4 separate regions of the Homo sapiens genome follow, and all the other regions are linked to region 4. The links are chromatin loops, found by intact Hi-C in ENCODE. Cell type or tissue: PC-3. All regions are shown on one strand. Region 1 holds the start of NMD3 (NMD3 ribosome export adaptor). Region 2 overlaps B3GALNT1 (beta-1,3-N-acetylgalactosaminyltransferase 1 (Globoside blood group)). Region 3 overlaps SPTSSB (serine palmitoyltransferase small subunit B). Region 4 overlaps LOC107986150 (a long non-coding RNA gene).

The links. A loop is a pair of places that touch in the nucleus more often than their neighbours do. Peaks named below come from ENCODE experiments on the same cell type or tissue, not always from the same donor. Only the 100,000 strongest peaks of a DNase experiment are listed, where the experiment ranks them.
Region 1: a loop joins it to region 4, with 4 times the contacts of the local background. A loop is called at or near these places in 6 of 110 quality-filtered maps.
Region 2: a loop joins it to region 4, with 4 times the contacts of the local background. A loop is called at or near these places in 12 of 110 quality-filtered maps.
Region 3: it touches region 4 in a loop (5-fold over the local background); 7 of 110 quality-filtered maps call a loop at or near these places.

What each region holds. Positions count from the first base shown.
Region 1 is chr3:161,217,493-161,225,492 of GRCh38, reverse strand. NMD3 (NMD3 ribosome export adaptor) reads right to left here and starts at 4,182. Exons shown (of 16, transcript NM_015938.5): 1 at 4,084-4,182; 2 at 3,436-3,499; 3 at 429-563. The coding sequence starts at 3,479. It also overlaps the pseudogene SRP14P5. RefSeq lists a silencer at 3,820-4,019 and enhancers at 3,939-4,440, 4,500-4,609. In PC-3, no CTCF peak of the experiment used is centred here; DNase peaks (open chromatin) are centred at 4,232 and 7,812; H3K4me3 peaks cover 4,889 bases; H3K27ac peaks cover 2,084 bases.
Region 2 is chr3:161,092,972-161,100,971 of GRCh38, reverse strand. The region is part of intron 4 of B3GALNT1 (beta-1,3-N-acetylgalactosaminyltransferase 1 (Globoside blood group)); the gene reads left to right. Among named protein-coding and RNA genes, the nearest start is that of B3GALNT1, 8.4 kb to the left of the region's middle. In PC-3, CTCF peaks have their summits at 1,281 and 4,018 (motif pointing left); a DNase peak (open chromatin) is centred at 3,991.
Region 3 is chr3:161,346,608-161,354,607 of GRCh38, reverse strand. The region is part of intron 2 of SPTSSB (serine palmitoyltransferase small subunit B); the gene reads left to right. Among named protein-coding and RNA genes, the nearest start is that of SPTSSB, 21 kb to the left of the region's middle. In PC-3, no CTCF peak of the experiment used is centred here; a DNase peak (open chromatin) is centred at 4,507; H3K4me3 peaks cover 438 bases; H3K27ac peaks cover 3,557 bases.
Region 4 is chr3:161,405,362-161,413,361 of GRCh38, reverse strand. It overlaps LOC107986150 (a long non-coding RNA gene), which reads right to left. Exons shown (of 3, transcript XR_007096152.1): 3 at 1-8,000. Among named protein-coding and RNA genes, the nearest start is that of LINC02067, 17 kb to the left of the region's middle. In PC-3, a CTCF peak has its summit at 4,151; DNase peaks (open chromatin) are centred at 31, 1,131, 3,311, 4,131 and 2 weaker places; H3K4me3 peaks cover 1,197 bases; H3K27ac peaks cover 7,559 bases.

The DNA.
Region 1 (8,000 bases), 190 kb after region 4:
ATTACACGTGAATGTTATGAGTTTTTAAAACATATTACTAAATTACTCCAAACATAAGCTTTTTATCATACATGGCTTCTAATAACTAAAGAAAAAAAAACCTCATAATAACAATATGTCCTCAATAATCTGCTCTCACCCTTACAAACATCAACTCCTATTAACTATATACATCAAATCTATTAGATCCTTTAACAGAAGAACAGATTCAAATACATTTACACTATCTTTACCAGATTAGAAGGACACACTAGAAAAGTACACTATAAAATTGCAAATTCTAAAATCTTTGGCGACACCAACAGAAAATTTAAACCTTAATTGCATGCACTTTACTCCATATACCTTCGTGTAATCTCAGCATATCTCGGTGGTTCTCTAAATGTAAATTCCAACTTTAAAAAGAGCAAAATTGTACCGCACTGTACCTTTGACATTGTTTGCAGAACGAAATCGAGACTTGTTTCGGAATACCTTGGCTGATGTCCACTTTACTTCGCAAACAGGCCACACAAATATTGGCAGGATTTGGACTTATCGGAACACCACACTCACAGCACAAGCTTTAATAAATAAAGGATAAATTTTTCACATTAGATTTTTAAAATACACTAAATTTTTTTTTAGATGCCAAACAAACAAAAGCCTTCAAGTTAGGCCACAGCATCTTTGCCCTTTTCAAAAAAATAACAGAAACAAAGCAACCTGGGCCAGCCAGTGGCTCACACCTGTAATTCCAGCACTTTGGGAGGCTGAGGCGGGTAGATCACCTGAGATAAGGAGTTCAAGACCAGCCTCGCCAACATGGTGAAACCCCATCTCTACTAAAAATACAAAAATTAGCCAGGCATGGTGGCGCACGCCTGTAATCCCAGCTACTTGGGAGGCTGAGGCATGCATATCAAACCCAGGAGGTGGAAGTTGCAGTGAGCCAGATCACGCCACTGCACTCCAGCCTGGGTGACAGACCAAGACAATGTCTCAAAAAAAAGAAACAAAAAAAAGAAACAAAGCAATCTTCAAAGATGCAGTAGATAAAGAATAACCCTGTAATACAGGGGCAAAAACACCAAAAATGGCTATAATTCTAAAAATCCTCAATATAAGGCCGATGTCCTAAAGGTTCTAGAAGGTCAGTACTGTCCAACAGAATTTCATGCCACGACAGAAATGTTCTATTCTGGTCTGTACAACAAGGTAGCCACTAGCCACATGTGGCAACTGGGACATGAAAAGTGACTAGTACAACTGAGAAACTCAATTTATTTTTTTAATTCAAATTTACATTTAAATAGCCAGTATGGGTCTAAACAAGTCTTTTTTATTAAAAGCAAATGAAACTATATTGTCACATTAAAACAAATGGAGGTATATTGATGAAGAATACAAATCTTGCACTAATTTTAATTTTAGATACTGAAATATAATTAAAAATGTTAACGTGCTCTTTACCACACCCAACCAACACTATCCATAAAGATAACATTTATTAATAATTTGTATATATCCTTCCAAACATTTTCTATGCAGACACAAACATTCACATTAACTTTTACAAATAAACAGATAAACTTCCCAACCACAAGTGTAATAGCAAACTTGGGAAAAATTTGAGAAGCACTGTTATTCATTATCCCTTGTTGAAAATTGGAAAACCAAGAAAGAATCAATTAACAAGGCAATAGTGTGTCAATGGCAAAAACCAAAAAGAAAATCCTGTATCAAGAATATGTAAGATCAGTTTGTCTCTTTTTAATTCAACCACCTCATCTCTAAATACTAAGTCTTCAAAAATCTATTTATTCAGGGCATACAGAGGACCATAGCTTAGGTGAACAGTATGGTGTCACTACATTAAAAGACTACAGCTGTCTACTTATCTCTAATGAACATTTCTTCAAGTATATCTCTGGACTACACCAATAGAAACTAATATCTAAATCATTTCTAACAGAATCAGACGCCAATATACTCCAAAGGCAATTAAAAAAAAAAAGCATAAGGACTGCTGAAATATAAACATTTACCCATAGCAGAATTTTTTTTTTAACAGTATAGGAAGTCTATCAACATCTAGAGACTCAGTATAAATGACGGAACTATCATAATTCGAGATGTACTGGGGGCAGAAAAAGTCTGAGAACCCCTAATGTAGAACAACATTGTCCAAAATAAAAGTTCAATAATCTTCCATGTCCAATGGTAGCCACTAGCCACATGTGGCAACATGGCTAGTACAAACGAGCAACCAAGTATTTAATTTTATTCCATTTAAATTAATTTAGGAAACTTCCAACTTAAACTGCTTGGGGTTTATGTTGACAGAGTGGAGCCAGCGGTACCACCTGGAAAGAAAGCAGTTCCTGACAGAGCTAACCAGGCTCTTCCAGAAGTGCTGGTTGTCCGGAGGGAAGTATAATGGTCAAACAACCCATTCCAAGAAAGGGTTCTGTGAAGGGCTTTGAGCCCTTAGACAAGTGTCTGTTAAAAGCTACTGATAGAACAAGGAAGATCAGCACTATGCTGAGCTCCAAAGACATTTTCAGATGGCTTATTCAAACCCACTGAGCTAACTGATGGACAAGGGAAGAGTAAAGCATCACAGGGAAGGGGGCCAAATTTCCTGCTTTCACTAACCACTGAATTCCTATTTTTCCTTTGGTTTTTACTTTTGGCCACAAAGCTAGTTTCTCCATAGTTACTGTTTTCCTGTGAGATTAGGGTCATTCTAGACAGAAGGACTACAATGTTTACAGGGTAGTTGTGGTAAGAAGCCAATTTATTTTAGATTTAGCTAATTGGTCTGTGCTGAACGATTCCAGGATTATCGTTTAAAAGTCTCTGTAGTAATCTCTTTGAAGAGCACTGTATCATTAAACCTATTTAACAGCAAAAAAAAAAAAGTTAATTTGAACTTAAATGCAAGAAATTAAAAATTGATAACTAAGATTTAAGATGTTCAAAATTTAAAAATTACTACATTATAATCTCCAATAAAAATCAGGAAGTCATCCGAGCTACTCGGGAGGCTGAGGCAGGGAATTGCTTGAACCCGGGAGGTGGAGGTTGCAGTGAGCCGAGATCACACTACTGCACTCCAGCCTGGGCAACAGAGCGAGATTCCGTCTCAAAAAAAAAAAGTAAGTAAAAAGTAAATTTAAATAGCCACACGTAGCTAATGGCTACATATTGGACAGTGCCGATCTAAAAGGATGTATGGTAAATATTTTAACCCTCTTAGAGCTTATATTTACTAGAACAAGCTTTATAACCAGAAACTAATTCGATTTTCTACAGAAATAAGACTTCTATTTTTTCCCATTTATGACAATATACGCTCTTTCCCACCCACCCTCAAGCGTTCTCCATAGTGAGTTTCCCGGGCTCACTGAAGATTTTCACATTTAAGGGGGAAGGAAGAAGTGTCGCACTCACATGTGTCCAGGGCTGCGGTCGGTGGATTCTGCCATATACTCCATCGTTCTGTATGCCTTAAGTTCTTTTAAAAAAAAAAAAAAAAAAAAAAAAAAAAAAGAGAATGTTGGGATTTAAATCACTTTACCTAGTCTCCTCTTTTTACGTCTTCCTCCAGTCTCTCTGAATAATTAATATATTCACAGAACTTCGAAAAAGCAGGAAAGAAGGAAACCCAACTCCACTGGGTAAGTTCGTTAAAAAGAACTTTAAGATGAGGACCATGGGATTTCCTGAGCTTCCCAGCTGCAAGACCCTCGGGCCACCCAGCTCTGCCGCTGACCTCCATCTCACCTGGGCTCCAACCCTGGACGACCAAGGGCGAGGTCAGCTCGGGATTGTGGACGCCCGGGCCCTCCCGCTCTCCACCAGCCCAGGGACCGCACCGGACCACCGCGCCTCAGACCCACGCCACAGGAGTCTCCGGACGGCGTCCCGGCGCCCGAGGGCCACCCACGCCGACCCCCAACCCCGGGGCGCGACCGCACACGGGTTCCGGGCACGCGGCGCTCACGCAGACTGAGCACGGCCCCGAGGCCGGGGAGCCCGCCCCATCCGCTACTCAGGGGCCCGCGGCCGACAGCCCAGGTCTCGGACTCCGGAACCTACTTCGCGCCTCCAGACCAGCCCTGGATTTGCTGAAAACCCGCAACAAAATAGACCCCGGCTGTCCCGTCAGCTGCCAACCTGGCTGTCTCCGCCACAGAGAAGATCTCGCGAGCGAAATGCTCGAAATCCCGCGGCCCGAGTGACGTATTAAAAGGGACGGGGTGGGGACGAGGAAAGGGGCGGCACCGACGGGCGGAAGGGTGATGGGAGCGGCCTGGTGGCTGGGAAAGCTCGCGGAGAGAAGTCCCAGGGGCTCATTTGCCGTCAGTGACTGCTTTTCAGTTATCGTCTCGATTTTCCCAGGCCAGGGTTTACTCCAAACCAACCTCGCCCGTATATTAGTCTCTTTTCAGCTATCCCGACTGTGAGCTTGCTTCTTGATTAAATGATTATTTTATATAAAAGTTATCTGTAAACGGTACCTTATGCAAAGAAACTCCATCCAGGGCAGTGCCTTTTGTCTGTTTGGTTCACCGTCATATACAGGCCTGATGCCTGCCACATGCTAACTGCTCAAATGATTATTTGTTGAAAGAATGAAATGTAAAGCATAATTATCTGTGAAGAAGTCTATGCGATTTTTAGACAAATTATTAATTATGTGCTTCCGGATAGTGCATTTAATATCTTCTTATGACTGATTTATCCCTCAAACTTGGAGCAGCACAGACCGTGTCTAATCTGTCTCATGACAGCCTTTCAAATATTTGAAGAGTACAACCATTTTTTTTTCTAAATCCTCTCATCCCAAATTTCAAGGAATAAGCAAAGGCGTTTTGTAGAGGGTGATCAGAGACAGCCTCTCATCATTTCTTGCCCAGAATACTTAAGTAGCCTCTCGTCTGTTGTCTCTACTTGTAGACTTCAATTCATCCTTCTGAAATGCAGTTCTGATTTTGTCACACTCCCCTGCTTTTAATCCTTCAGTGGCCTCTGATTACCTTCAGCATTATTTCCAGTTTCTTTGTGTGGAAAGAAGACCTTTCAGGATCTGATCTCCACATATCCTGTCCTACTCCCAAGCACACGTACTCGCAAGCCATGAAGACCAACTGGCAGGTCCTCACAGAAAATAGTCTTCCTTTGCTTCTACCCGGGACTCGGCACTAAAGATTAAGCCTGAATTAGTTTCCTAGTGCTGCTCTAACAAATTATCACTGATTTAGTTGGCTTAGAAAACACAAATTTGTTCTCTTCCAGTTCTGGAAGCTACAGGTCTAAATAGATGGTGAGGGCTGACTCTGGAGGCTCCAGGAGAAAATCCATTCCCTGGCCCTTTCCAACTTCTACACGCTGCCCACATTCCTTGGCTTGTGGTCCCACATCATTTTGCAGTCAGAGTCTCCTTTTCTCACCCCCACCCCCCCGCACCCCTCTTACAAGGACACTTGTGATTTCACTGGGCCCAACCAAATAATCCAGAATAATCTCTCCATCTCAAGAAATTTAATCACATCTGTAAAGTTCGTTTGCCATGTTAGGTAATATATTCACAGATTTCAGGGAATAGGACATCTTTGCAGAGCCATTATCCTGTCCACCATACATCCTCTCTTTTCTGACTCCTTCGGTCCCTAAGGGCCAGAGGAGTTACATGCTCCTTCTGTATATATGGTTCTATGATAACACCTTTATACGAGGTATATGCCTCTATAATAGTGCTTTGAATTGGATCATAAATTTTCTACTCTGCATGCCCAGCAGTTTCAAAACCCTGGAGAGCAATTCGGGTCTTGTTCTTCTTGGTGCACCTAGCACAGCAGCTGACACAAAACAGACCCTCAATATATATTGGTAAATTAATTATCCATTTAATACCCACCACAACTCTGAAGAGACAGTGTTTTTCTCCCCGTTTTTTCTATTCACACTGCCTATGCCCTCAACCAAACACCACTAGGAACACAGCTGTAGTTAAGCAGCTTCTGTCTATTTATTACTCTTCGAAGTGAGCCCAGACACTCACCATGGATACCCTTTGGGTATCTCAGTAAGAGGGTGTTTAGAACAAACCTATCATAGGATTGGGGCTTTGGGCGGGTGTTTTCGGGGAGGCCCTAAGAAAATAGAGGTTTTTCTATAGATTGGATGCTGTCAGAAAGCAGGGGCAATTCTGTGATTGGATGTCTCAGTAAATCTTATTTACACAAAGGGAAGCAGGAGGATAAAGCTGCAATTAGCAAAGAAGTAGCAGTCACTCATTTTGGTGAAGAAAGGGAATGTTTGGTATTTTGTGGGTGGCATAGTGAACTTATTTTGGTCTGTGCTTAGACAAAATTATGAAGTGACCTTCTTTGCCTCATTTTATCATGGTTTCAGAGTAATCTTGTCTGAGTTTAGTATTCTGTGAAATTATTTCTGTCTAATAGGAAAATATTATGGCATAGCTGCAAGTACCAGACCAGCTTCTAAATGTCAAAGGCTGCTCATTTTTTAACACATTCCTTCTACAATTATTTGATTTGGCTCTGAATACCAGGCTTCTTAAGCACTTGATGTATGATAATAACAGCACAGATATGGTCCCTGCCCTCATGGACCTTACATATTACAGATGAGGCTGGATTAGATTAGGCAATTTGTTGAAAGTCCTATAGCAAATAATTGATAGAACTGGGACGTGAAATACAGTTTGTTTCTGAACCCAGACCCTCACCATAGCAGCCTACCTCCCCTTCTGAGGCTGAGGCCGTCTATTCCTATCCACAACCTTTTGATAAATGAAATACTTCTGTAGTAGAAGGCACCTATATTTCTCTCTTCATCTGCCAGCCCCCACCACTAAGATTTCCAGATGTCAAAAGTAAGTTCTTGATTTCAACTACCTCTCTCATGAGCCTGAATGAGCTTGCTAGGATTGGACTGAGTGGGATAATATTGGCAAACAATACCAGAGGGAAACTCACTTTGCACTTTTTATTTAACCTCAAATCTCACCTGAAAATAATAGGTGAGATTATTTTCAGCTCCCATAGTCCTTGCACTGAGGATATCTATCTGTATTCAAATCTAAGCCTTAGTATATGTTTACAAACTTCATTTCTATGTGTTTAACCATGGTATTAAAATGGAATTCCTGGCCGAACATAATGGCTCATGCCTGTAATCCCAACACTTTGGATGGCCAAGGTGGGAGGATCGACTGAGGCCAGGTTATCCTGGACAACATGTTGAGACCCCCACCTCTAAAAAATAAAAAATAAATATAAAACAATCAAATTAGCCAGGCATGGTGGTATGCACCTGTAGTCGTAGCTACTCAGGACACTGAGGCAGAAGGATCACTTGAGCTTAGGAGGTCAAGGCTACAGTGAGCCAAGATTGCACTACTGCACTCCAGCCTGGGTGAAAAAGGGAGACCCTGTCTCAAAAAAAAAAAAAAAAATCTGCTAATCAATGAAATAATGAAATTCTACACAGAACTTTCAAATGCATACTGTGATATTTTTCACACTATCAAATGTGATAGCACATTTGGGGATATCAAGATAATATTGGAGATTAGTGCAGGGGAGGTGTATTAGGGTATCCTCTTAGAATCAACACCTGTGGAATAGAAGGGCAGAAGCACCATTGGGCAGAAGGGAGCTGTGCTGCCGTGCAGTCTAGTGGAAGCCTCAGCTAACCCTGTGGGAAGCTCTGAAGCTGAAATGACCATTCTGAGTTTTCCCGAGGGGGACTTTGCTCATCGATGAGTCATTGGATGTGACTGTCCCAGGAAAAGGACATAGCATTGGGTGATATTTCTCTCTTCAGCCAAGGCAGTCCCAGAAGTAGATGAAACTGAGGGCTTTCTGCCAGCAGCACTCCCTGCTGTTGTGGGATAAGTACTTCATTCCTTGAGGGGGATCTGGGCAGTACCTCACAGCCACAGCATGCGCCATGTAGAAAGCAGTATGCCTAGGAGAGTCGGTGGA
Region 2 (8,000 bases), 310 kb after region 4:
CTGCACTGTTCCCTGGAAAATGGGATTGATGTTAACACAGATTTTACAGTGTCATGAAATGTGCTTTGTAATTTGTAGTTAGAAGCACTATAAACTTGTATAGTGCCCAGAAGTTCACTATGCCTTTAAAAAAAAAAACAGCCCTGCTAAAAATCCTAACATGTATTGCAAATTATTAAGAGTGATTTTTATGTTCTTATTGGAATATGCAGATAGGGCAGAAGCAAAAAGAAAATTGCGGCTAAATTTTCCTTCTAAAGTCCTGCTGCTTTTGTTTGCTCCTCATTTTTCTCAGCCCAAACCCAGAAATCCCTAAAAGATTCTGCATGCCACAACCCAGAAGTCTATCAGAGATTCCCATATACAGGGATTGTTTTGCCTACAAGAAAGTAGTTTGTATAACAGTATATATAATATGTCTTACTTACATGTGTCTTTAAAAACTCAGATGTCTTATACCTCAGCACACTGAATGAAGCAGCAGGCTTCCCTTTTAATGAAGCTTTAATGAAAGACATTCTCCCATACATCTTAGAAGATACCTGAGGGTGGTGGTGCTACAACCAGCAGAGTTTCAAGGGCAGAATTGGGAAATGGTAATGAGTATAGGTATTTATACTCACTGTCTACCTAAAACTGTGTGACAACTACAGAGAGTGGTGCTCGAGGTGGGCTTTTTTCTTAAACTCAGTAAATACTTCAAATTCATTCTTAAAAATTGAACAATTTAAAATATGCCAAAATGAAACCTTTTCTATGAACTACATTTTAAACATCAATAACAAAGTTGTGGAACCTTGTAGTTAGAAGGGACCTTCGACGTTTGTTAGAATAACACTATCTTTGGTTTCTCATTTGCCTTCTGGAGTGATACTTACATATTTTATTATTCAAAATAATTTGAAAGTATCTACCATGGCACTTCTAAGCTTTTCTTGTCTCCAGAACAGAACATCCCCAGATCCTTCAGCCACATGTCATGCAATCCTTATGGGAGATGATAAACCCTTCACCAAATGAGTTACCCTCTTCTAACTTGTTAGTGACCCTTTCAAAATGGAACTCATATGGGGCTATGGAATTATGACCCCCTTTGCCCAGATGCTTTTCCAGTTTCTTGAACCTAGGAGTGTATTAGGGGTGTGTGTGTGTGTGTGTGTGTTAGAGAAGGGGGACACAATCTAGTATTCACTTGTAGAGTTTCTGTTAGCACTGCCATTCATTCACAAGTACTTGGGAGTGCTTCCTATGTGCCAGGCACTATGCTAGGTGCTGGGGACACAGTGTGCAAGAATGAACATCATCCCTCTGCTGGTAGGGCCAGATGGTGCCTGAGAGGTATCCTAGCCCAATGTCCTAAAATTCTGTTGAGAAATAACTCCTCAAATTCAATGACTTGGCCTCCCTGCCAGAACTAGAATCCTTGTTTCCTGACTGCCCAGTTATTCCTTTACTTCACCACCTTTTATCATATTGGACTCATACTCAGCTAAACTGTAAGGTCTGTTTAGGCTGCTGTTAAAATGGCCCCCCATCCTGCCCTTGTGCAGCTGGTTTTTCGAACTCTGACATAGGACAATAAATGTGTTCCCATCAAATTTCATCTTGCTGTCTTTAGCTTTTTCTCACCTGTTAAAACCTTTTGGATTGTAATTACATCTTTTAATGAATTTGTCATTTTTTTTCCTGCCTACAAAATTGAATAAGCCCACGTTCTTTAATTAGAAATATGAAATGAGAAAAGGCTAAAGATAGGCCTGTGATTTTTTTCCCCAGTTTGACAAAGATGCTCCAGTCAACCTTAGAACATCAGCAGGAGGACAAGTCTCTGGCACTTTTGTGGAACACTATTCCCAGAGTCCAGCACAAGCCCAAGAAATGTTTCTTGAACAAATGACTGCATGAAAAATACACTGGCTATGATGGATCAGCCAATTTTTAAGCCATCTAGCTACTATTATTACTCACATTTTCCCATTTTGTTCAGAAGGACTTTAAGTGTCCAGCTCTCTTTACAGAGAAGCTTGATTCTTAGGTGTTACCTGCGAGTTACCTTGATCTTCTATTGAAGAACCCTATTGAAAATGGGGCTTAGGATAGTCAAACAGAGCATTCTCAGTGAATCTCTTCTAGCTCCTGATGGTCATTGTGTTTGTGTCATAAGTGTTCACTAATGTTTACAGAGTCTCAGCAACTTATTCAGGGTTATTTGGAATACAGATGCATTAACATTAGTCCCTTCAGGAATTTCTCCATTGCCAAAAAGTGAACTTGTTGGAGAGGACTTGTTGAAAACTGGGTGAGCATGATTTGCATGGAAATTGGACTAAACTTCCCTTTCTTTAAAGTTCCTGGTTTAGCCACTCGAATAGCTGGCATTACAGGCATGCACCAGTATGCCTGGCTAATTTTTGTGTTTTTAGTAGAGATGAGGTTTCACCATGTTGCCAGGCTGCTCTTGAACTCCTGACCTCAAGCAGTCTGCCAGCCTTGGCCTCCCAAAGTGCTGGGATTACAGGCATGAGCCACCATGCCCGGCCAAAAGTTTCTCGTTGAGCTCTGACAACTCTTCACCTCTGAAGAAGAACAGAGGTGCTGCACTGTGAAAGTATGAAGATACCAGGCCAATAGGATAAAACAAGGCAGGAGGGAAGCTTTTGTAGTGCAGTGGCTACAGACTCCACTTGGGGTGGTGAATATACCTGAGTTTTTAGTGCTGCTTTGCAGGCTCTGACACCCTGACTCCTGAACAGGTGTCCAAATTTCAAGCTGGTTAACTGAAAGATAAATGTTATAATATTGGTGCCTACTTCATAAGATTGCGGCAGTCATCAAACGAATGGAAATATAAAACATACTTACTACAGTGCCAGGACCAAGCAAGGACTATTGCTAAAATTTTGGAGAGAGGGGAGTATGAAGAAATTGGATAGAGTAGAAAGCAGGTTCTTTTTAATGTGAGCCTATTTACCCTGACAGAGTAAAGCATATTTCATTTTTAAGTGTTATCAAATTAAGCAGATATACCAATTGCTATTCATTCATTCAGTAAATAAAATTTCACTTCCTATTATATGTCCAGCTGTATGCTCCAAAGTAAGGAGAAAAATGTAAACCATATCAAATATGCACAATCCTCAAAGTAGCCTGACACCACTTGAATATCACACGCACTACAGCTGGAAAAATTTCTTGTATTTTGCAGCTCTCCTCCAGCTGCTACAAGTGCCTATGGTGAGACTTTTGACAGTGTGAGTGGTTCCCAGAAAAAATGATGTTCAGTTGTAGAAAGACCATGGGGCAGAAAGAAGGATCCCAGGAGAGGGGAGCACATGTGCAGAGGCGGAACCCAGAAATGTGCGTTTGGCTTTGTGGACCTCTACCAGTAGTTCTTTGGGGCTCGTATTTGCAGGATAGCAGAACATCAGGCACTGGGAGATTCTAGGAAAACAGAAACCTTGGACTCTAGGAGAAGACTTACTGATTTGGAAGGAGAAGGTGGATCCACTAAGATTTATTTGCATGTTTAATTGTATTACAGAGCATGTCATGCCATGTAAGACACATTTGGGAGTTAGGAGCAAGGTTTGTAAAGGAAATGTAGACAAATAATATATGTAGAGGAAGCATATAGTGTGGACTCTAATAATAACAGCAATACCATCTACTTAGCCCTTACTGTGTGCCAGCCCCATCCTAGATGTTTAGCGCGTATTATTTCATGTAGCTCTGGCAATAAACCCGCAAAGAAGGTATTATTGCTCCCATTTTACAGATAAGGTAACTGAAGCTTAAAAAGGTTGAGTAATTTGCTCAAGTGGATTTCATTGCTTCTCAAACTTCAGTATGTCCACAAGCCACCTGTTAAAAATGTTTCTGATTCACTAGGTCTAGGGTGGGGCCTGGGGCTTTGTATTCCTAATACACTCCTAGGTGGTGCCCATGCACTTTGAGTGGTGAGGGTCTAGGCATCACATTCAAATCACCTGGGAGCTTTAAAAATACTGCCACCTGGTGCTCGCTTTGGCAGCACGTATACTAAAATTACTGCCACCTGAGCCCTGCCACCCTCTGAAACTCTGATTTAGTTGGCCTGGGATCCCGCTTGGCTTCCAGTATTTTTCAAGTTCTCCAGGAGATTATAATGTGCCGCAAAGTGAGAACCACTGGGTTAAAGAAGAGGGGAAGAAAAAGTAGTGGTCAGATGGCACTGGTTGTGTTTATTTCTAATATAATCAGGGGAGGGCCTCAAACACAAAGCAGCAGTGAGTTGTGAAAATAATTAGATGTTTAATTGACAAGTCTAATTGAATGGTAGAGTTTTATATTGCTTTATGAGTTAATGTGTTTAGTTTGAAAGGGTAGTGGGGGAATTTCCCTCAAAGATGTGAATTGATAGTTATTTTCCCTTTATAAGGAATATACATGATTGGTGTAATGATGATTTGAATTAAACTTAATATGCACAGGACCTTTTTTTAGGCAATTAAGATTTCCACTCCCTTTGCAGTATTTTATGTAGAAGAAAAGTTAGAATGTTGCAAAACTGACAGTAGTTTGGTAATTATCTATAATAGTTAGCATATGGATGATCCTGACTCTAGCGTGCTTGGACCTAAAATTTAACTGAAATTTGTTTCTTGTTTTTTTGGACCTTTTAAAATGCACATGATCAGAATCAGCATAGCCTATTACAATAAGGTTTTGTTATTAGAAGACAGCTGAAGAAAAACATAATCAACAAATTCAGGTTACTTTTGGATTCAGCTTATTCTTAGGAATATTTACTAAGTGGATAAAAGTACATTACCAAATCATTTGCAAAGTATGCAAATATTACAGAGAGCCTACTATGTGTTAGACACTGGACATATAGCAGTGAATAAGTGGGGTCAGGTTTTCCCTCTCTCCAATCTTATATTCTTTTGAAGGGAATAGACAATAAACAAATAGAAATAGATTTTTAAAAGTCTAGACAGGGTTAAATGCTGAGAAGGTGTTAGGTTTAAGTCCCAGCTGAGGTCCAACAAGGTGTTAGGTTTGAGTCCCAGTTGAGGTCCGAGGGGAGTGGGTGGATGGGCGAATTGCTGAAAGAACACTCGGGGGGCTTTAGGCAGGTGAAATGTAGTTTTATTCAGCAGCTTTTTAATCAGCAGCTTCCTCACACTAACTGTTTCTCACAGTTTCTTTATCTTGGCTGTTTGCTTCAGCTTTGTGGCTCCTCTTATGAGCCTGCTCCTGCTGCCCCCAGCCTTGCAGCTGCACTCCCTGGCCTATACTACCAGGGTTAGCAGCTTAATTTTTTCCCTCTGGGCATAAGTCCCCACTTCCCGCCTTCAAGGCAATCCACTCTTCCTTACAGGGGTCAGTAGCATTACTCTCTCTGGGCATTAGTGCACCTCCAAGCCATGTCAAGCCAACCCAAACCCCATGGGCAGCATCAGCAGGGCAGTTATACCTTTTACAAACAATAGCAACTCAAAGCCAAGTATAAACTTACAAAGACAGGTTATCTAACAAGTGAAGTATGCACCTGTGCCCTAAACTTGCTAAGTCACTTTGGCCCAGATATTCGCCTTAGCCTATTCCTTAACCAAAGCACATTCATATACTTTATGGAAGGGAATAATGAGGGATGTGATAGAAAATAAGTGCTGGGGGAACTACTTGAGATAAGGGGTCAGGGAAGGACTCTCCTAAGTGACACTGTGCTGAGATGTGAGGCATGAGAAGGAGCCAGCCTTTCCAACAACCAGCTTTTTGGTTGGAGGGGCAGAGTAAGTGCAGGCTCTGCAAGAGAGGAAAATAGTTGACATATTCAGGGATAAGAATGGGAGTCAGGCCGGGTTTGGTGGCCCACATCTATAATGCCAGCACTTTGGGAGGCTGCGGTGGGAGGATTGCTTGAGTCCAGGAGTTCGAGACCAGCTTGGGTAACATAGCAAGACCCCCATCTCTATATATTTATATATTTTTTAATTAAAAGATTAAAAGAATAAAAAAGAACGGAAGCCATTGTGGTTGAAATAGGATTGGGAGGGAGTAGTTGTAGCAGATGAAAGAGGGGCTTATATAAACCCATGGAGCCAGAAGACTTGACAGATCTTCATAAAAAATGTGAACGTTGTTGCCCGGCATTGTGGCAAATGCCTGTGGTCCTGGCTACTGGGGTGGATCACTTGAGGCCAGGAGTTTGAGTCTGCAGTGCAAAATAATTGTGCCTGTGAATGGCCACTGCTGTCCAGCCTGGGAAACATAGCAAGACACATCTCTAAATTTTTTTTTAATGTTAATATTGTTATTTTTAAGCTTTTATTGTCTCTGTGCTCTTCTGGCATTCCCTAAATTTTCTCTAATGAACATATATTACATTTGAAATTAGAATAATTACTTTTTAAATAATTACATTTGATTTCTTTTTGCAGGAAATAGCCAACATTTTTGCACCCCAGGAAAGAGTTTCAGGTTATTTTGGCTTAAATAATTGTGCCATTGTAGTATCTCTGTTTGTCTGTTTTCCTGGAATCTTTGCATTTAAACACTGATACCTCCATTTATTTTCTAGTGACGTCCAGTATGTTTTTGGTGTTAAATAAAAAGGTGTATATCTGCATGAACAATTAGTTACTGTTCTTGTTAAAAATTTGTATTTCAGGTTTTAAGGGTAGGAATTTTGAGTCTTCCTTGTGAAAATGATAAGGCTGTGATGCTGCCATACTGTTTATATCAAAGTTCAATGGTTGCAAGAAATTAAAACTCAAAGCAGCTCTGGTCAGAAGAGCTCCTTAGCATAGGAAGCATAGTGAGCAGGCAGCACACTCCCTGGGATCTAGCAGCCAAGAATGTGAGATCTGGAGTCTTGTTTGAGTTTGTCTCTACCACTTACAACACTGGAAACTGATAACCTTTTTTATCTTTGGAGGTTTTCTGAGCTTTTCTAGTATTTGAGATGTTTTTTCAGCTGCTGCAGATCAACCCCTAAATCAACAAGTAATTACTGGTGGCTTGCTGTTCACCCAGCATTGCACTAAGTTGGTGGGATAGATAAGATACTGTTTGCTTAATGGAAATTGCTTATAGTTGGCAAATTCATATGTAGTTAATATAAGCACAAGTTTATCTTAAAATTTTTTTTTTTTATCTATGGGGTCTCACTGTTCCCTCAGGTTGGTCTTGAACTCCTGGCCTCCAGCGATCCTCCCGCCTTAGCCTCCTAAAGTCCTGGGATTATAGGTGTGAACCACAGTGCCTGGCCACAAGTTTATCTTTTAGAAAATGGAAATTATTTTTAAGTTATAATTTCTTTCTTGACAGTGATGTGTGGCATTTAAGAAGTCAGTAATAAAATAATAGTGTACTTCCCTGTTGGGGCTTTTCATATTGTTTTCTATTCGTCAATATTGTTGATTCTTCTCTCCGTCCCTCCCCTGGGACATGGGATTTAGAACAGTGTCGGGGTCCTTGTAGCCCACTGCTCAGCTGTCCTAAGGAGGCAGGCCAGCTGCCCTGTGCTCTCACTATCAGGAAATGAGCCAATCCGAGATCTCTGGCCAGTTTGATTTCTATGATACACACATGCTATGAACACAGAGGCCACTTCAATTGAGCCCTTATTTATCTACATGCCTGAGTATCGTTTTAAAAATATTTTTATTGATTGATAAGTGTACATATTTATAAAGTACATGTGATATTTTGATACATGCATAAATGTGTAATGGTCAAATCAGAAATTCAGGATATCTATAACCTCAAAAATTTATCATTTCTTTATGTTGGGAATATTCAGAAACCATTAAGTGCTCTTGGTCCTGGACCAGGCCCTGTGCTGACTGGTTAATCCAAGTTCTTTCCATTAAACCTCACAATAATTAGTTTTGTGATGCCTGATTTATAGCTGAAAAATGAAACTTTTGGCCTGGTGCGGTGGCTCACGTCTGTAATCCCAGCACTTTGGGAGGCCGAGGCGGGTGGATCACAAGGTCAGGAGATCGAGACCA
Region 3 (8,000 bases), 59 kb after region 4:
ATGGGAGGTCAAGGTGGAAGGATCACTTGAAGCCAGGAGTCTGAGACCAACTTGGGCAACAAAGTACAACCTGGCCTCTACAAAACTGTTTTTTAAAAATTAGCTGGGCATGGTGGCATGTGCCAATAGTCCCAGCTACTTGGGAGGCTGAGGAAGGAGAATATCTTGAGCCCCGGAGTTCAAGGTTGCAATGACTGTGGTCATGCCACTGCACTCCAGCCTAAGTGACAGAGCGAGACCTTGTCTCAATAAATAAATGCATAAATAAAATAAGGTGAGTTCAGGTAGCCATAAAACATTCTGTTATTGTATATAACACAAAACACTGTATCAACAACAACCTGACTGAACTGTTAGTGAGACTTTTTCCTTCTAGTATATTATTTCAGTAAACTTCCAAGTATAAGATTATAAAATTTAATTAGAGTAACTTTGCTGCCTAAAGCGATAATGTGCTTTGACTTACAATTGTTTGTTTCTTATCTCTAGAGGGTCTATAAAATTATCCAACTAATGAATGTGTAGAGAAAGTTCCTTAATTGCCCTATGGTTGTTCGATTTTCTTCCCTACCTTTGATTCATCATAAACTTTTAAGTTGTTTTTTTCAGCTTCCCCTAAAAACTTGGACTCCAAATCTTCACCTCTGGTCTGACTTCTGGTATTCACTCTGCTGTCAACATGAGGAATTGGTTGCCAAAGGAAGGCTGGGGAGTATTCTAAGATGAAAAGAAAATTCTCCTCCAAAAGTTTAAACAAGGATGGAATTTTCTGTAGGGCACAGAAAACATTGGGGTCACCCACAGAGAATGTAGAGCAAGGTATCTGGAAACTGATCAGCCAATAAACTGAGGTTATGTCTAATTCTTACACAGAAGCAATATAAGGTTTTGCCCCATTAATCAGATAAACTTAAACCACATTCATGTGTCCGATACAATAAGAAATTGCATGTCTTTGTATCTCTGTGAATCTAATTGTGCTCACATGAAGATGCAGCTTGTGATTAGGCCCCCGAGACAAGAACAATCACATTGGTTGTGCAGTGCACAGCCCACACAACAGTATGTGGTGGCCCTGCCCAAGAAATATTTCGCCATTTGTTTACAGGTTCCAATACCTTTCAAGTAGTGAAGCCATGTAGCAATCATGGCTACAAACGTGTGTATTTATTTATTTATTTTAAGGTACTAGATGATTCAATTAGCAAACATAAATAAGGGGTAGTTTTTTCCCCATCAAATATACAAATCACTCCATTGTTGAAGTAACTGTTATATTCCACAAAGACTCTTTGAGTCTATAATTTAGTAAAATCTTGCAAGTGGCTTAAAGTTTTACAAATCTACAAGTAATGACAAGACACTACAGTTGCTGTGAATATTACTATTATGTCTAAAGAGCTAAAACCCATTCCAACTCTCCTTACTACATCACTCAAACAGGCTCAGAGACAATTATCAATTATCTCAGTTTTACACATGGAGAAACTGTGACACAAGAAGATTTTGGAATTTACCCAAAGACACAAATAAAATAAATAAATAGAAAGAGAGGAAAAGAGCTGCAATAGAATTCAAGTCTTCAAGTGTCCAGGTGTTCCCATCCTGGAATTTTTCCCATTAGAACCACTTTTCTACCTACCAATCTTAAATTATTACTCACCTAGAGTAAGCACTTCTAAGAGCTATTTCAATAGGATTTAAAACTAATTCATAAGTCTTTCTTATTCCCCTGCAGAGTCCATGAACTTTTAACATTATAAGAAAGTAAAAAAGCATTTGTTATATATATTTTTAAAAATTTAGCACCAGCTCCCTTCCATGCTTCAAAAAAACAGATTGTACTGAATTTTCACAAAACAATCTGTCTAAAACTCATTGCCTGAAAGCAGACAATGAGAATTCAGAAGCACCTTTTATGATCCCCACATTGTGCTGTGGAAATATTAAGTACATTCGAGTGTGCTTCCTGCCTTCAACCACCTTACAACTGAATCGGTCAGTCAGCCAACAGGCCAGCTCACCAACCAGGCACTGGGGATAAAAAGATGAATGCTGCACATTCCCAGTACCCAAAGCCCTCATAGTCTTGTGGGGAAACAGACTGTGCATAACTAAAAATGTTGCTACAATGGTAACACATAAAAGAGAGTAATAATATTTTCCTTTGCAGGGGAGGGGTCTTCTGAGAATGTTTCATAGAAGAAAGAATATAGAAGATATGCCTTAAAATAGCTTCTTTAAGCAATAGCTTAAAATAGGAGTTTATCTGGCAGAGAAGGGGCACAAGAAAATTTCAAGAAAAGAAAAGAGCATGAATGAAAACATAGAAGCTTTAGAATGAATGGCATTTAGCAGGAGAGTTGAGAGATTTAACTGGAGAGGTGAAGAAATGAAACTGTGAAGGGCTTTAAACGAAGGTTTTATTTCATAGGAAATGGAGAGCCATTGAAGGCTTTCAAGAAGAGAAATGAATCTGTTAAGTTTGGACAGTTAATTCTAGCAGCAGTTTAGAAGACTGTAAGGTAAAAAAGAGACAAGTAGGTAGCTATTTCATTAGTGCAAGCAACAGATGGAGAGTCCACAGCACCATCCAACAAAATATTCTGCAATGTTGAAAATATTCTATATCTTTTCTCTCCAGTATGGTAACCACTAGCCACATGTGGCTATTAAACACTAGACATTTAAATTGTCATGTGTGACTAGTGGCTGCCATATTGGACAGTACGGAGACATCTTAGAGAAGCTAACACTTAAGCCTTAAAGTTGGATTTTTCCAACTGCAGGTTGCAATTAGTAGGTTAAGAAATCAATGTAGTAAACACAATCATGATGTTTTTAATGAAAGAAGAGAATAACAAAATAAGGTAGAATTAACTAGAATAGATAAGAATAAATATAATGGAACAGAATAGAATAAAAAATATCAGCATGCTCTGCAAAGTATTCTTTTGAGAGATGTTTGTTTCAGTTATATGACTCTCTCTCTCTTTCTCTCTCTCTCTCTGTGTGTGTATGTGTGAGTGTATACACCATGGATCACAATGTAAGATGTATTTTTCCTCTTTATTGTGTTTAAGAAATTTTAAAAGCCAGTCTCTTATGCAAGGATATTACTCATCTATGTACATAGTTATTGGGAAAAATTTTCCAGATAGGAAGTAAAGCTTCAGCAAAGTTCACTGGAGTTTAGAATAGGGATAACTCTGGACCTTTGAAGGCTTTCCTAATTAATCTTTTCTCTTTTGGATCGGCTTCATTGTTTAGGACAGTTGTAGATTTACAGAAAAATCAAGAAGACAATACAGGGAGTTCCCATATACCCTGAATCCAGTGTCCCCTTTAAAATCTTACATTAGTATAACATATTCATTACAATTAATGAACCAATATTGATATACTAGTATTAACTAAAGTTCTTACTTTACTCATATGTCCTTAGTTATTACTTAATGTCCCTTTTCTGTTCCAGGATTCCATCTGGGATACCACATTACAATTAGTCATAATGCCTCCCTTAGCCTCCTTTGGCTATAACAATTTTTCACAGTTTGCTTGTTTTTGATGACCTTGGGGGTTTTGGGGAGTACTGGTCAGGTATCTTGTAGAATGCCCCTCTAATGGAATTTGTCTGATACCTTTCTCATGATTAGGCTGGATCTATGGGTTATTGGGAAGAAGACCACAGAGGTAAAGTGTCTTTTTTGACATCATATCATGAAGATTATTCATATCATGATTGTTATCAACATGACTAATAATGATCGATGTTGGCCTTGACCACCTGGCTGAAGCAGGGCTTATCAGTTTTCTCCACTGTAAAGTTACTCATTTTTATCCCCCCTTCCATACTGTGTTCTTTGGAAGGAAATCGCTGTATTTCTAATTTTTTAAATAAATGAATTACTCAGTTAAAGGAGGGCTTGTACTTGAGTAAGTCATATTAAGCTGTTTCCAAAGAAAGCTACTGTGAGTACAGAAAGAGTCTCTTTTTAGATACAGCATCTCTCTCTGCAACTGGCAGGACACTTTTATCACTTCTCAGATTTTCAGGTTCCAAATATGAAGCACAAAAAAAAAATGAAGCTGAGTGATTGATGTAGAGTTCCAAAGTGAGTTGAGAAGGAGTTAACCCAAAAATCAACTTTAGGCCCTTCTAACTGTTCAGTCCCTGATTCTGATGTTCTAGAAGTAAATTTAAACCAAAATGTACTAAGTCTTTTTTTTCCCCAGGAGAATAGCTACCTTTAGAATAGGAAATTCCTTAATGAGAAAATCCAGTAACTTGGGGTAGTTCTTTTTTGGCAGGGGGAGGGCTACTGATCACGTCTTCTGCAATATTTCCAAGGTAAATACCACTGTACCAAATCACCTGCTACGCCTCTTTCATTGCAGTTACCTAACTTCCTTCCAGTCCTGTTCCCCAAAACAGAAAACAACAACAAAGAGCTCCCTGAGCAAGCCCAGCCAATACTTTTCTTGCAAGCTCCCCTCAACTGTGTTCACATTCCATGACTCATACAGCAGTGTTCGTGTTACCACATGTGGTTTTTTTTAATTGTTACATTTATTCACTTTCTTCTCCATCCAAGCCAGAACAAAGTCCTGCCCCTGTGTAATGAGTCATAAGTCTCAAATCTTCTCCCTCTCTATCTGAGAGAGGAGATGTAACTTCATCTCCTTCTCCACCGCACACAAATCTAATGAGAGGGAAATCACCACCCGTTGATAAAAGAGTAGTAACAATCAGAAATAAGAAATAATCATTTACTCTGCATTCCCAGTTATGAAATAACCTTTTAGTGGACTTCCAACACAGAAACATTCAGGCTACAGCCGGTATTATCACTGTCTCAGCATGTCAGAGTCAAACTGTATCCAGGCCACTGTACCCCTGCCTGAAGCCACATCACAGTCTGCTTAGGAGTGCCACCTTTGAATACACAATCTCATGAAAGATCTAAGAACATTTTTAAAGTCATCAAGTTTAGAGGAAACTTTTCTTTTTAAAAAAGAATAAACTACTCTCTCCTTCTTTTCCATATATCGAAAGTCATCTTTTCAAAAGCACCTAACTAAAAACAGGAGATGCATGGTGTGCCTGAATAAAGTAAGCATTTCAAGTTCTTGGTTTAGCTTTGCTGAGATACAGCACTAGGTCTCTAAGGAAGTGGATAGATTAATATCACATTTCACTGTGAAAATTTAGGACTTTAAAATGTTTGCTATCATCTAGTTCTAGGTTATCAGTGGATAATTAATTTCATATTTCTGTCATCTTATTTCCTCAAATGCAGGCTCTTTTTCTAGCCTTCTTCTTAGCATTTTTCCATGTCCTTTCCTCCCACTTAGTACTCATTCCTGGGCCATCGATCACTGCATGTTTGTTATATGGTCCAGTTTGCTGCTTCCTGGAAGAGCATCTCCTGCCTGTAATGCCTTTGAGAATAAAGTCTTTCCGAAGCCATTAATATTCAGAAGGAGCCACATAGTAGTACTCAAAATGTATTCATTCAATGAATGAATGAATTCTCCTAACCACATTACTCATCAAATTGTCTAAAGTGGTTTTTTCCTTTTAATCTTGTATATAGTCCCACAGGAGATAAGAAAGTTGACTCACAGAAGGTAGAAATATATTACCTAAGCAAATCTAGAACCTAAAAATAGTGTGCATTCTAACAATAGATTGTAGCAGATGGTTCAACAATAATAACCAACTCTCCCTCTTCTCACCTTCTCATGATAAGAAATGACACACAAACTGTCTTTAAAATTGCTTATCATCAATAAGGGGAAAATGAATCAGAGAAAAAGAGACAATCAGTGTTTTCAAGAGACACTTTTCACATGTCAGTTCTGGCTACTTAGAGGGCTGAGATTGTGGTAACTGGCAAAAAAAAAATTTTTTTAATCTTAACTGCTTAAATGGTTAGCAGTGCAGAAGTATATTTAAAACAGCCAGATTTAAAGTCATTGCAGATTTGGGGTATTTGTGATCAAGATCTTACCATGTATCCACTGTTGGTGCTATACATGTTGGTGTGCTTTTTATCTGCTGTTTCTTTTATTCATTGATTGATTGTTTGACTTTTAGCGGTTTTAAACAATAGACATTAATTATCTTGAAGTTTCTATGGCTCAGGAATCTGGATACAGATTAGCTGGATGCCTCTGGCTCAGGGTCTTTCTCAAGGCCATCATTAAGGTGTTGGCTAGGGCTGCCCAAGCAAGGAATTCTAATTTTAATAGAGAAAGCAATAGCCGGGAAATTAATCAATGCATTTTTTTTAATTTAGAGTGTTTTGTTTTGTTTTGTTTTGTTTTGTTTTGTTTTGTTTTGTTTTGTTTTGCCAGGATCTCACTATGTTGCTCAGGCTGGACTTGAAGTCCTAGACCAAAGGGATCCTTCCCCCTTGGCCTCAGCCTCTCTAGTACCTGAGACTATTGTCCTGCCCCACCATGCCTTAGCATTTTTCCATGTCCTTTCCTCCCACTTAGTGCTCATTCCTGGGCCCTCGATCACTGCATGTTTGTTACATGGTCCAGTTTGCTGCTTCCTGGAAGAGCATCTCCTGACTGTGATGCCTTTGAGAATAAAGTCTTTCCGAAGCCATTAATATTCAGAAGGAGCCACATGGTAATACTTAAAATGTATTCATTCGGTGAATGAATGAATTCTCCTAACCACATTACTCATCACTTAATTAGTGCAGTTTGTTTGTTTTTTGAGACAGAATTTTTGCCCAGGCTGGAGTGCAATGGCAAGATCTCGACTCACTGCAGCCTCTGCCTCCCAGGTCTCCCAGGTTCAAGTGATTCTCCTGCCTCAGCCTCCCCAGCGGCTGGGATTACAGGTGCCCACCACCATGCCCAGCTAATTTTTTGTATTTTTAGTACAGACAGGGTTTCACCATGTTGGCCAGGCGGGTCTCAAACTCCAGGCCCCAGATGATCCGCCTGCCTTGGCCTCCCAAAGTTTTGGGATTACAGGCGTGAGCCACCGAGCCCGACAATTAGTGCATTTGTAAAAGCCACAACAAGTTCGGGTACAGTGGCTTATGCCTGTCATCCCAGCACTTTGAGAGGCTGAGGCGGGCAGATCACCTGTGGTCAGGAGTTCAAGACCAGCCTGGCCAACATGGTGAAACCCCATCTCTACTAAAAATGCAAAAAAAAATTAGCCGGGCATGGTGGTGCATGCCTGTAATCCCAACTACTCAGGAGACTGAGGCAGGAGAATCTCTTGAACCTGGGAGGTGGAAGTTGTAGTGAGCGAAGATTGTGCCACTATATTCTAGCCTAAGCAGCAGAGTGAGACTCTCTCAAAAACAAATAAATAAATAAATAGCCACAACATATAGAGAAAAGTTAATAATATTTCTAAATAAGCAATATTATCTCATTTGTAAAAATGAAGAGTATTTAAGAATATTTTAAACAGGTTCTCAGTATACTGTTGATTCTGAAACAGTAATGCCCTAGGGAAGAGTAGAGGTACAGATTTTCTGAAATACTTGGGCTCCAAAGTCATTTCAACTTGACTCCAGAATGCAGCATTACCACATGAACTTAAAGCCTCCTCCTCTCAAACCCACCACAGCATTGCCCTAACTCAGAGGTTGAAGATAAAACAGTTAACTTATCCAACTAGGCCCTACAGCTTCTGGCCTCACTGTGGCCATTCCCACCTCTTCAGTGTCATCACACTCCCTGCTCCCTTCTCCCTCCGTGGCCCCTCAAAAGCAACCTACTTCTTCCCACCTCCAACCTTTGTACATATTGTTCCCTCTGTCTTGGCTGTTCTCCCTACTTCACTGTCTATTCTATCCATTTGACTCATAATGATCCCTTGGACCTTATCTCAAAAGTCTCTTCCTCAGAGCTGTGCTTAGGTTCACTTTTATTTCTCTTTGTATACATGGCTCAGGAAAATGAGGCTAACCTCAATTTTTAGGTACCATTATCACTAAAGTTATTTCTAACAATTGTCATGT
Region 4 (8,000 bases):
CAAGCCCTGATGCCAACACCTCAGAGGAAAGCATTACAACTGGGCTACCGCAGCCTGGCCTCCCTCCAGGAAAGTCTGACATCCAAGAACCACCTCCTCCATTTGCTGCAGAGCTGGCAAGATCTGAGAATATTCCCAGCATCTAGAAAGAATGAAATTCTTTGTATCTATTCTTAACCTTTGGATACATGATAAACTAGTAGAAATTTTGACTATTTTTAACAATGTTAAATCAGACACACAAAAAAGTGTAGTTTTAATATCACCTACATGATGTAGCTCAGAGATTCATTCCTTCCTTACACTTAAGAAAGCAAATAGCAAATATTTTTCAGAATAGTTCAAAAATACAGAAGTTAGCATAGCTTTTAGGGTAAACTTTAGGTTCATCTTCCTGTCAAAAAGGCCAGTGAGGATACAACTTCTTTAGGCATCAAATTCCCAGTTTCTGAAGGACAGAGAGCAGTTCTGAAGTTTGAGTTGAATCACCTTCAATGATTTCTCCTCGAAACCTCATCTTCTAACTGTAACTCTTTTCTAAGCTCACAGTTTTGGAGACCTCTTTTGATTTGCTCCTCTGAGTTCAAAGGATTTGGGGTCTAAGATAGGAAACGTGTGTTCTGATTAGACTCTCCCTGGAGCAACATGTCCCCTTTGGCTTAATCATACTGTGTAATCAGCTGTAGGGGAAGCTCGTTGTTTGACTTCACCTCTCTGGACCTATAAAATTCATCAGTGGTCTTCAGACTTTTATTTTTAATAAGTGATTTTTTTTTCAAACCAAATTTTCTGGAGACCATAAAAAAGATATAAAAGTTGGGGGGTGCAGTTAAATAATCTCTTTCATTACTTCAATATTTTCATTTTCTTTTTCTTCTCAACTCTCAAGTTACTTAACTTCTGTTTCAAAGTGTTTTTCTTTATTTGTTGTATTGCTCAATTATATTTAATAAATTCAAGTGACTAATAGGCTCTGCTAAATTCCATACAGTGTGGAAAACAGAAGAATAAGATAGTATCTCTGACCTCAAGGAATTTAACGATCTATTTAGTTAAGGTGGGACTAGTACAAATAAAACAACTAGTGAACAGTGCAAACAATTCTAAGACTCCCTGACTCTCAAACTGTGCCCAGCACATAGAAGACTCCCAACTAATATTTGTGGAATGAGTGAATGAACTACTCACTTTTTACATGAAAGTTGGCCCTGTGAAGGGTTAGATTGGTCAGAGAAGACCTCATGGTAAGAACCGCAGAACTTTCAGCATGTAACAACTCCATCCAAACCTCTGTACTAAAGAGAAATGCACCAAACTCTAGCCTGGCTTCTAGCAGCAGAAGGCGATGTCCGTAGGATGGCCCCAGCCCTGTATTAACATGTCTGCCTGAGAAAGCCTAGAGCTGCCAGGAGAATTTTCTGTTCGTCCCAGACCTCTATTGGGGCTCAAAAACCAATACCCCAAAATATGATGCTTTGACATGCTGAACCAAGGAAGCAGCCTCAATGTCTCTCTGACCTCCCCTCACTACTGTCTCTCAATCCTCTGGCTCTCCCAAAGCACAGAATGAAGTTGTTCTCTGAAGTTCCCATATCTGCCTAAATGCCAGACCCACCAAAGAAGAAAACAATTTCCTCTTGCCTCTGGTTATTTCCCTGAGTTTTTATTAACTTAACTCATATTGCAGGAAAGAAGACTGAAGTATGTCAACACACCTGGACAGACTTTTCTCACAAACCATTGTCTGCTCTGCAGGCCCAACAGACTTTGTTCCAGGCCATTGTATGTTCTTCAAGCCCAGTGAATTCCCCTGAAAATCATTTACTATCCCCCTAAAATCATCACACTTCCCCATCTCTCTTTCCCCTAAGTAAAGGAAGAAGGGGTATATAACCATTTTTGCCCCATTGCGTGGTGGGGTAGTCACTCTGATTCTCCCCCAGGGACATTAATAAATCTATATACCACTTCTATTAGTAGTAGTAGTAGTATTTCTGAGAGAGGGGCTCACTCTGCCACCCAGACTGGAGTGCAGTGTTATGATCTCGGCTCACTGCAGCCTCCACCTCTCCAGATCAAATGATCCTCCCACCACAGCCTCTCAAGTAGCTGGGACTACAGGTATGTACAACCAAGCCTAGATAATTTTTAAATTTTTGTAGAGATGGGATCTCACTGTATTGCCCAGACTGGTCTTGAACTTCTGGGCTCAAGCAATCCTCCTGCCTTGGCCTCCCAAAGTGTTGATATTGCAGGTGTAAACCACTACGCCTGGTCTATGGATGTTATTTCTCTTATTAAATCTGCCTTTTGTCAACTGACTTTCAGTGAACCTTCAGAGGACAAAGGAGAAGTTTTCCCTTGGCCCCTATACCTCCTCTTATTAAAGCATTTACTGTAAAGGCCTTACAATCATGAATCCTTCCTCTGTCCCTTTGAGATGTATATATATCTCCTGCAATTTAGGATTGTCTTTCTCAAAGATCTGAAGACCATTCTTAGAAATGTACTTGTCAGGATAGAATCCTAATTTGGGGCCATCATTGCTGGCTAGCAGACACAGCTGGCCTAGTCACATTTACACTGACCAACCCTTGGTAACTTTTTATTTGAACCCCAGTTCTCTCTCCCTCCCACTCTCTCCCTCTGAGGTGATGGATGTGTTTTATGTGATGATGACATCATGGGTGTATTTATATGTCTGGATTCATCAAGATACATACATTAGATGGGTACAATTTTTTTGTGTATCAGTTGTACCTCGATAGAGCTAAAACTAGAGAGAGAACTGATAAAACAATGTATATTACAAGTTTTTATAGCTAATTTTCAGACATAAACAATAAAGTCTTATTGGAATAATAAAAATTAAAATAAAAGACACCGCCACCTCTGCACAAACTGGAATGGAGCGCAGCTCTTTCCCTGACTGTCAGTAGTTACTGAATAAAATGTTTTCATCACTTTAATGTCAGTGGTGTTTATCTTGGACAAGTGTGAAGTTGAGACCCTGGGACAAAGGGAGGAATTTCCCTGCCAGCAATCCCTTCTTCGTGCCTCCTTCCAGTCTATCTCTTAGGCTTTGACGGGTCCCACTTTCCAGCCTCCCTACATCCACTTTCACTGCACACTACCCACTTCCATTTTTCTGTTGAGACTTTCTCCGATTAGTTGCCCCATCCAGGGTGGGTGGGTTCCCAAAGGCGGAATGCTTCCACACCCCTGGATAGGTTCTGCTGTCTGGCATATACCCTATTGCATCTGACTCCCCAAAAGACTCAGAAACTGTGGCCGAAACCAGCAGGCCCTGCCAGCAAATTAGTAACTTCCTGCTCCTCCCAGGTGCTGTGGAAAGGAGGGAAAGACTTTCTCAGGAGGGCAGAGATGGAATCATTGCTCATGGTGCCTCCTTCTTCCTCTGCTTATTTTGCATCCAGAGGATCAGAGATGTAAGAACTTGAGAGGATCTCAGAGCTCCTTTAGTACAATCTCCTCATGTGATAATTGAGGAGGTAAGATCCAGGGGTTACTACTGCTACAACCACCGCTACTGCTTTCACTTTTGCATGCATACTCTACCAGGAATTGTTTCAAATGCTTCACAAATGGCGCCATTCTTCCCATTTTACAGAGGAAGATGCTGAGACCCAGAAACTGAGTCTACCGGAGGTGATGTAGCTAAGTAGCAGAGGTGAAATTCAAACCCATTGAACAAAAAAAACCAAATCCCCAAACGTCTCACAAGCGTGAAACTTAAAATGATCCACAATTTTTAGTAAAATATTAAGAACACCGTCCTATTTCGTTAGATACATTACTTTTTAATGTGCAAAATGGTCAGCCCTGAGGGTATGGGAAAAGGGGCTGTGAGTATAGTTAGAAATTAGTACAAAAAAGTTTTCTGTAGACTTCCTCATAATCACATTTTCCTTCAATTTGGCTGAATTTCAGTAACAGTTGATTTAATATATGAAAATGGTAAGGTAATATGTTATCATCCTGAGAAAGGCTGATGCTGTAAATCCTGTTGTGACAAAAGGCTGTTGTGACAAAAGGCTCATGCTGTAAATCCTGTGTGTCAAATAAGTCACACTTCAGTGAAAGACTAATTCAGCAAAGAATTTTGCAAATATCGCAAGTTCCATAAGGGGGCAACATGGGGCCGTTACATAGGGAAGACATCTCTTCAAAAAACTGTAATTCCTCTCTTTAACCTCCAAATTTTCCAGAGATCGAGTTGTTCACTCCAAAAATAATATTCCAGGAATTGACTTTAAGAATATTGCCCAGAATTTCAAGCTCTGTGAAACTTTTCATGACAATCATAGCTAAATAGCAAAATAATCGAGAAATGTAATAACTGAAGTTTGACCTTGGGCAAGTCTTTTGGCCCCTTTGGGTCTCCACATTCACATTTGTAAAATGACACTAACCCCACTCACATCTGTAAAACAGCATTAATCCCACCTGCACCATTTACCACAGAGGGAAGGTGCTAATTCCCAGTGTAATGCTATGTCTGCAGATGTAAGATTTTTTTGTTTTGTTTTGTTTTGTTTTGTTTTGTTTTGTTTTGAGACAGGGTCTCAGTCTGTTGCCCAGGCTGGAGTGCAGTGGCAAGATCTCGGCTCACTACAACCTCTACTTCCCAGGCTCAAGCGATCCTCCCACCTCAGCCCCCCAAGTAGCTGGGATTACAGGTGCACACCACTCATGCCCGGCTAATTTTTATATTTTTTGTACAGACTTGGTTTCACCATGTTGGCCAGGCTGGTCTCGAACTCCTGACCTCAAATGATCCACCCACTTTGGCCTCCCAAAGTGCTGGGATTACAGGCATGAGCCACCGTGCCTGGTCTGCACATGTAAGATTTTAAGATTTTATTAAACATACAATTAATTCAAATAGATTGTTGGGTTACCTGTTTGGATCCACATCCTAAAGATAACATATGCTTAGAAGCATAAAGCAGGAGGTAACCAACAGCCTGCAGCTTGAGTCCCTAAGACCCATATGTACAAGAAAATCAAAGTCTCAGGTAAAACCCTTACTCAACTGCAGCTTCCCCCAGCAGGGATTAGGGACCACATGTTGGAATGCACGATGTTTTGAAACATTGCTCAGAACCAGTGGGGCCTGGGTGGGCAAGCTCTTTCAGTGTTGGATTTTCCTGCGGGTCTCCAGAAACTGATAGCCTGTATACATACCTAGCGCCAATAACCATAGATACATTATAGATTAAAATTATGTACCTAAAACTTGCCTCATGATGCAGTTAACTTTTCCAAGATGATTTTATCAGCTTTTATGAAAATCATGTTGTGCCATGTTAAGTTACTTAATAATGTGCCTGCTCTTCACTTTAAAGGTAGAAACTTTCGGTGCTGTTAAATCGTAGCACTTCTTGACAACACCTGTTGATGTAAATGATTCAACCGTGAGTCCCTTGCTTTGTAAATCATATTCTAGAACAACTAGCTTCTTACATTGCCTTCAAGTTTATGATTTTATGCAAGTATACTTGTATAAAACTCTTTTAGAATTTAGAATTCTATGTACATTTTCTCCTCACTTGTTTATCTTCAGAACTAATTCTGAAAGCATTTTGAAATTCCATCATTCAAGGTTCTTTGCCCTCTATGAAGGTAGTTTTTTTTTTAACCAGTCTCAAAATAAAAGATACTGAAAATGAAATGAATCAAACAACTTGGAGATTCCTAGCAAATCCCCGGGGTCTAGTGACCCCGAGCAAGGGTCACTAGAGAAATTGTAGGGGCAAAAACAGGGATTTAGCCTAAACCATAAGAATGATTAAAAAAAAATCTCTTTAGCATTTTATAAAGGTGTTATACATTCTAGAGAAAAGGATGAGAATCCATTCCATTCTAAAAATTCATCAGTTATCAGTAAGGGTAGGAAAAAATATGTAACCCTTAGTCAGAGTCATAATAGTCCCAACCCTTGAGAAAAAAAAAAAAACAATATGTTAGACTTGGTTCATCCATCTGCTGAGCCAATATTTGCACATTCAAAACTTGCAGGTATCAAATGTACATATTTGCTTTGAAAAGAATTTTTGGAGCTGGGAAAGAGTCTATTCTAAGTAGCAAATACTTAACATCTCCTGACATTTATTCCACTGTAAATGAAAATTTTTCAAGAGAAATTAGAATTATTATCATTTTAAGGGTTCTTACTATTGTGCTGAGAACCCCACAGCTGGGAACAACAGAATTCTTATGCTTCTGGATCCCACACTCCTCCACTAAGTTGCACTTTTGATTTCATTCAGAAATCAAAAAGTGCAAAAGTGAACTCTGGCAAAGTGCAAAAGAAAGTTCTTAGGAAGCAAAGGTTCTATTTGTATTTAAAGAACATTCCATGACAATGATGGTGTGATAGAAAAGGGCCATGTTTTAGGCAGCAAAAATAAAGACATAGATTATGATAAAAATTTATGCTATTTGGGGAAGAATCAACAGCATGTTTGAAATCAGAGCTTTCCTAGACCCAGGTTGTGGCTCTGGAGTTAACAGCCCCTCTCACAAGGCACTTTGGTGTGTGGCTACAGGAAGTGAGGAAGTGGTGGCATCAACCACAGCCTTCTTTTGTTAGGCTCCAGCTAAACACATGCATACACACGTGAAAACAATGGCCAAAATTCCTCAGACACTGGGAAATATTAATTTAATGCATAATAAAATTTTGCATGCAATCCCTCCTGCCAAGGCTATCCTTGCCCTTTGTTAGGCATCCCTCTTAGTCCATTTGTGCTGCTATTAAAAAAATACCGGAACCGGGATAATTTATAAAAAATAAAAATTTATTGTCTCACAGTCTGAAGGCTGGAAAGCCCAAGATCAAGGTGCTGGTAGGTTCAGTTTCAAGTGAGGGCCTGTTCCTCATAGATGGCACTGTCTAGATGTCTGCAACATGTTAGGAAAGATGGAAGGACAAAAAAGAAGATGAATCCTATATCCTCACATGGCAGAAGAGCAGAAGAACAAAAGGGGCCCAAGCTAGTTTCCTCCAGCTTTTATTTCCCTAATCCACTGTGGGGTGGAAACTTCATGACTTCATGACAAAATGCCCCACCTCTAACACAACCACAATGAGAATTAACTTTAAACTCATGAATTTGGGGGAGCATTCAGACTATAGCAGCACCTTTGTTCCCATGCCAGGAAAGCTGGTTATCAGCTTGGTTCATGCCTCCCTGCTCTCAACCTAGTGACCTGTGTGCTGGTTTTCACTAGATTCCACCCACCTAAGCCCTCTCCTTGACATTAGTTTGAACCCTGATCAACGTTTCTTTCCAGTAACATGTCAGTCTGCAAGCCTGCTGTTTCCCCAACCCAGCGAACATCAGGATTGCTCACAGCGATCTGATCCTTCCAGGAAGTTTAAACAGATCAAATGTGTCTTCAGCGCCAGTTCTCTCAATTTTGCCTATCACTTTTAATCCCTTGCTCATTCTTTCACATCTCCTTGTCCCATGCCATCAGGGACAGACTTCTACATCTAAGCCCTGCATGCTGCCTCCCTCTTGCCACAGGATTTCATGGAAGAGCTAAAATTGCCATCTCTAGTGGGCATCTCCACAGGGGTATTTGCTATGTTGGAGAATAAATTCGAGGATGTATAAGATACATCCTCTATCCTTTAGCTGATTACTATCAAATGGCAAAGGTAATTTCATAATTTAACAAATTTTCTCATAACGTTTCCTCAGGCATGAGGAAATGTAAAACAACTAGATTGTCAAGTATGTAGGTTTTATGTCAGTGGCTATGTAGATAAGCCCAGAAATGTAGGTCAGGTGAGATCAAGGTTTTCAATGCCAAGGGGGAAAGTTTAACTGGATTTCATGGGTCACAGATGGTTGATAAAGGCTTTTGTGCAAGGATAGCACAATTGATGAGTGAATTAGTAATACTGTCCTATAGACAGCCTGCCAGAATATTTGGAGGGGAAAATATTTGAAAACAGAAAGATCAGC